Regions from separate parts of the Homo sapiens genome. Here region 2 is linked to region 1. Evidence: read pairs that join two places in POLR2A ChIA-PET (ENCODE). Cell type or tissue: MCF 10A. All regions are shown on one strand. Links, peaks and the distances in the headings refer to the core of each region. The heading gives the core; the rest is flanking DNA.

Region 1 (2,912 bases), core at 224-2,723:
TTAGCCTTGCTCTTGTCATGTTGTATTTACTTGATAATTATTCCTTGAATTTAACTGGAAATTCCGGTTTGGAAGGAGAGGACATATATACACGAAGCATGGTATATTTAAATAAACTGGAGTTAATTTTCCTTCAGAAATACCTCCTATTTAAGCCTTTGCCACACAGGTATAGGCCTGGAAATAAAAGGTGTGGCTAAAAGCTACCTGCTCAGAGAACTCTTTTTTTGTTGTTGTTGTTTTGAGATGGAGTCTCGCTCTGTCGCTAGGCCGGAGTGCAGTGGCGCAATCTTGGCTCACTGCAACCTCCGTCTCCCGGGTTCAAGCGATTCTCCTGCCTCAGCCTCCCGAGTAGCTGGGACTACAGACATGCGCCACCACGCCCGGCTAAATTTTTGTGTTTTAATAGAGACGGGGTTTCACCCTGTTGGCCAGGCTGGTCTCAATCTCCTGACCTCGTGATCCGCCCGCCTCGGCCTCCCAAAGTACTGGGATTACAGGCGTGAGCCACCGTGCCCAGCCCAGATAACTCTTTTCTTCAGATTTTCTTTACAGATTCTTCAAGCTGTAAAATAAATGAATACCATCTCTCATCACCTATACCTAGGAAGTGCTGAGTAACTCTTTCCTGTGGACCCACTGAGTCAGAGGTTCACATCTGGTTGGGCAAGTAGTGGGTGTGATCAGTGATGAATATTCTTTGGTTTCAGCACCAGCATCAGCTATTTATATGTCAGTGATGCAAATCTCCATATGCAGAGTCCTTGATACTGTTCGGAGTGCTTCCATACCCATGCCCAAACTGGACCCAGCGGGGGTGGCTGCCGAGAAAAGAAACTTGACAGAGCAGGTTCAAAGGGTCCCTGGTTTCTTGCACTGGAAGAATTAGGGTGGGAACACAGTGGGAGAAGAGAGGTGGAATGTCACAGTTCTGACAGCCCTTAGCATGGAGATAGCCAGCAGCCAATTAGATATGGGAATCGGAAGCCTAGCAGAGAGGATAGCTGGAGAGTACATTTCAAAGTCACTGCCATATAAACAGGAATTAAAACCCTGATAGTGGGTGGGATCGCCTGGGAGAGTACGGAGGAAGAGGAGGATGGATTCAGAATGGAGTCCCAGTGCTTGGGTAGTGCATGGAGGACAGGACCCCTGAACAGGCCGGCAAAGTGTGGGTAGAGAGGTCAAGGAGAGAGAGGAGAAGTTACTGTAGAAATCGATAACTTCAACAAATGAGAGAGAGGTCAGCTGTAAGGTAAGAACCAAGAAGGGCCCACTGGATTTGGCGTGGAGCAAAGGGATGGAGTGAGTGGAGTAAAAGCGAAGATGGAAGGTGGATTTCAGTGGTGCCAGAGGGGAATGGTAGTAAGGAGAGCGTAGTGGACATGGAGATGTGCTGCTCAGATCTCCCCCAAGGAAGGACTTGTTGCCCAGCTATGGGAGAGCAGTCAGCAGACAGCCTCCAGCCATCAGCTCCTTCAGGGTCCCCTGGCTGCAAAGAGCTGCCTGGTCCCTCTTCCTGGTCACACCCTTTCTCCTGGCAGCTCCATGTGGTGACTAAGCAGGGCTGGATATAAATGTCTGGCTCTTTCAGTTCAACTTGCTTTGCTTTGATAGACAATACTGCCCCAAGCTCTCTGCAGAGTTATGAGAGGTGTGGTTGGGCCTGCAGCTCAGTTTAACTTCTCCCTCTGCCCACTCCTGCTTCCTTGCCCTTATTCACAGGTGTTAATACCTAATTAACATCTTGCATCCCAACTTTATCTCAGTATCTGTTTCCAGAGAACATGGTCTCCAACAGAATCATGGGAACAAGTCTTCTGAAGAGTTTGAGAGCAGGAGTCGAGGGACGGGAAGGAGGTGTTAAAAAATTAGTAGGGAATGGTGACACGCCTATAGTCCTAGCTATTGGGAGGCTAAGGTGAAAGGATCACTTGAGCTTAGGGGTGACTATACTCAGCTCTTCTCGGGGCTCACGAAACACTTTACAAAACATCTTTCTGTATCTCATTTGAGGGTTTTTGCCTACAGTCATTGCCAAGGCCACTTATCTGTAGTTTTCTTTTCTTTTTTATTTTTGAGACAGAGTCTCGCTTTGTCACCCAGGCTGGAGTACAGTGGCCTGATCTTGGCTCACTGCAAGCCTTGACTTCCTGGGCTCAAGTGATCCTCCTGCCTCAGTCCCCCAAGTAGCTGGGACTACAGGTGTGCACCACCACACCTGGCTAATTTTTTTTTTTTTCTTGAGATGGAGTTTTTGCTCTTGTTGCCCAGGCTGGAGTGTGATGGCACGATCTCGGCTCACTGCAGACTCCACCATCCAGGTTCAAGCAATTCTCCTGCCTCAGCCTCCCGAGTAGCTGGGATTACAGGCATGCGCCACCACACCTGGCTAATTTTGTATTTTTAGTAGAGACAGGGTTTCTCCATGTTGGTCAGGCTGGTCTCGAACTGCTGACCTCAGGTGATATGCCTGCCGCGGCCTCCCAAAGTGTTGGGATTACAGGCGTGAGCCACCGTGCCCAGCTAATTTTTGTATTTTTTGTAGAGATGGGGTTTTGCCCAGGCTCATCTCAAACTCCTGAACTCAAGTAATCCACCTGCCTCAGCCTCCCAAAGTGCTAGGATTACAGGCGTGAGCCCCCACACCTGGCCTGATCTGTGCTTTTCAACATTCATCTTTTTTTCCATCTTTGGGAATCAGAGCCACACAATCTCCAACTTCTAATACCTTTCTGCCTCTTTGTGATTTCTCAGAGATCGTTGATAGTGACTTGGAGATACTCTCAGTTAATTTTTATTTTGGTACTTAGGAATGTAATCCATTCAGACCAGGAGGTTTGAACACATTTGGAGCAGCTACTCTTGCTGTTATTATTATTTTTTTCAGGTGTTATGGTGATTCCCACTTA
Region 2 (2,912 bases), core at 275-2,774, 50 kb before region 1:
CTTTGGAAAATACCATCGGCCACACTCTATCGGAGCCTCCATTTGCTTTTTATGAGTGGCCTTCATTTATTTAGCTGTCATTGGGTCAACAATAACAGCAACTTGAGGAACCTCTTGAGGGCAGGGATCAGGCCTGTTACGTTTGTTTACTTTATCTTTATATCCTGAGCATTGGCCCAGGAATAAGTATCTGTGGAAGGACGGGATCCTTCTAAGTCTCTCATCTATTTTTCATACACGGCATCATTTAATTCTAAACTAGCTGTCATTACCATTTCACAATTGAAGAAACTGAGGCTTAGAGGCGCAAATGGTCTCTCTCAGATGACTCAGGTCTTCTGGGTTGATGTGGCTTTTATTAAGAACTTGTTGTCTCCAACAGCAAATAGCATTCCTAGGGGCTGGGGCTGTTTCTTCAAGGCCCCTGCCTCTGCACCCTGGTAGCAGCACAGGCCTAGCTGTAGGGCTGTGGACAGCGTGCCCTCGGCTGCTTACTGACTGGTTGGCATTTGATACATATGATGATTTAACATGAAGATTTAGTGTGATTTTGCATCTCTTCATGGGAGCAGGGTCAGGACCAGGTCCTGTTGCGGAATTCAGCTTTGGGGCTGGGTAGAAGACTGGGATGAAGTTGCTCCTCATCTCTGTGCCCTGGCTATGAGCAGGCAGCACCTGGGTCAGGAGTGTGAGGTGAGTGGGTGATGCTAAGGAGGGTTCAGGTGGAGCAGTCAGACTGTGCTGAGTAACTCCCCTGGAGGGGAAGGGGGACGTGGTGGAGGCAGTTCCTGGAGGCCCAGCTCAGAGCGGAGAAAGGAGCCAATTACCACCTCCTCCCAAGTCACATCCCAGCCCTGGGAATACTTCACAGGCTCCGGGGAAATCCCGGCCAAGTGGCAGAGTGGGTGGTGGGGTGCTTATCACTCATGATCAGGAGTGGGTGGGGGCGGATCTTAGAGCTTGCATCAGGCCTCAATTTTCCAACTCCTGCCTGTGATCCACCCCCGCGCCCACTGCACACCACCAACCAACCTTTGACTTTATCTCTTTAGTTGATTTCTCAGAGATTGCAGATCAGGAAGGGCCTTTGGAAACCACAGCTTCCACTTCCGCTGTGGGGGCAGAAAGCACGGGACAATCTAACCCTTTCGTGCCTGGAAAGTAACAAGGAGGACTCTGCCCTTACCAGGTTCCCAAGGTCCTGTACCAGCCCCACAGGGACTGCTGAGGGGAGCTTTTTCTCTCTGGTTCCTCATCCTCTCCTCTACTCAGGTGTAGGCTGTCCCTGCCTAGTTGGTCTGACAGTAGCTCCCTGCGACTTCTCATATCACCTCCGACTCCCCAGCCTCACCTCCACGGGCCCTGATGCACTGGCTTCGGCTGTGTCTTTTGTGAGTCATCCTTGCTGCTTTGTTCCAGCCCCACTGATGGGCCTCCTGCCCTCCCCCATGCAGGACTTAGTCACCGCTCGTGTCATCAATCCCTCTGGAATGCACCCCTCCTCCAGACACCCATGCTCCCCACATCCTTTATTATTTTGTTAAAACTAGCAATGCCCCCCCCAACCCCCATGATTAAAATAGTACATGTTTGTTGTGGGAAATCTGTAATATGCAAAATATACACAAAAGAGAATAAAAAGCACCAATAATTCCATAACCCAAATTAGCTAACATTACATTCCGGTGGATTTCCATCTGGCATTCTCCTCGCCAGAACTCCGTCCAGCTTCAGGCCTTCATGTGTGCTTATTGCTTCTTTTACCTGCAGTCATGCTCTCTGTCTCTCCCCTCCTTCAATCTGTGAGCAAATCTACTCATCCTTATTATTTTAAGGGTCATTCTTTCAGAGAAACCTTCCCTCTACCCCCAAGCTAGTCTCTTTATTACACACTCACAATACCCAGTACTTTTCCTTGTAGCACTCACCACAACTAGAAATAAATCATCATTTTTGTCCTCTTGTGTTTAATGTCTGCCTAGCTACCTGACGTAAGGTCTGTGACTGGTTTTCTTGTTTACTCTGATGGCCCTAGCACCCATCACAGTGCCCTGTACTCAGAAAACATACATCATACCCAGATGCCTTCCCGGAATAACCATGTGCCTGTCTTCCCAGCACTTACAATAATCAATTTAACAAATATAATTAATCAATTACTATGTGCCTGGCTTGGTTTCAGGTACAGGATACCAAGCAAAATGACCCAGTTCTTACCCTCGAGGAGGTCTCAGTCTTTTGAGGGAGACAGATCAGTAATGGAAGCTTTCTAATGTACAGCTAAGTAAACGGTGATCAATAGTGTTAGGTAAAGTGTGGAGGAGAGGTCCGTGAACAATCCTGGGGAGATGACACCATTGTTTTATCTTGTTAATGCATTTACTTCACAGAATCACAGGATAATGGAATTGGACGGCACCATGAGATCAGCAGGCCCATCTCTTCCTGTACAGATGAGGAAACTAAAGTGGTGAAGGGTAGTGAAGCCACTTAGCCAAAGCCATTGGGTGACAGATCTGGGAATAGAACTTGGATCTTTAGATTCCCAGCCCAGGGCTCTTTCCACTGTACCTGGGGGCCTTTGGACTCCCCCTCCCCTCTCCTCTTATTCTGTTAATCCCCAAGTCCTTTGATTTTCCCCATGAAGGTCTCTCCAATCTCTCCACTTTTCCTCATCCCCACATCACCAGGCTCTAAGCCTCCAACATCATCTCCAGCCTGAGCACCTACCCTCACCTCCTACCTCATCTCTCTGCTTCTAGTCTTGCCCTGCTCAGATGCCTTCTCCACTCTGCCGCCAAAATGAGCCTCACAGATGTACGCATGTCTGTCCCTGGCTTAGAACTCCAGTGGCTTCCCACCAGGCTTTTAGAAATATACTCAAAATTCTTATATGGTGTATTAGTCAGCTC

What was found. ChIA-PET counts read pairs that join two places held together with the same protein. Peaks named below come from ENCODE experiments on the same cell type or tissue, not always from the same donor. Only the 100,000 strongest peaks of a DNase experiment are listed, where the experiment ranks them.
Region 2: POLR2A ChIA-PET joins it to region 1 with 28 read pairs; 23 of 35 experiments call an interaction of 5 or more read pairs at or near these places.

The regions. Positions count from the first base shown.
Region 1 is chr6:30,818,834-30,821,745 of GRCh38, forward strand. The region is part of intron 1 of LINC00243 (long intergenic non-protein coding RNA 243); the gene reads right to left. Among named protein-coding and RNA genes, the nearest start is that of LINC00243, 10 kb to the right of the region's middle. In MCF 10A, for the core only: no CTCF peak of the experiment used is centred there; DNase peaks (open chromatin) are centred at 668 and 1,578.
Region 2 is chr6:30,768,344-30,771,255 of GRCh38, forward strand. All of the region lies in intron 1 of HCG20 (HLA complex group 20), which reads left to right. Among named protein-coding and RNA genes, the nearest start is that of HCG20, 3.0 kb to the left of the region's middle. RefSeq lists enhancers at 743-1,942, 827-1,358, 1,359-1,890 and a silencer at 792-971. In MCF 10A, for the core only: no CTCF peak of the experiment used is centred there; DNase peaks (open chromatin) are centred at 958 and 1,418.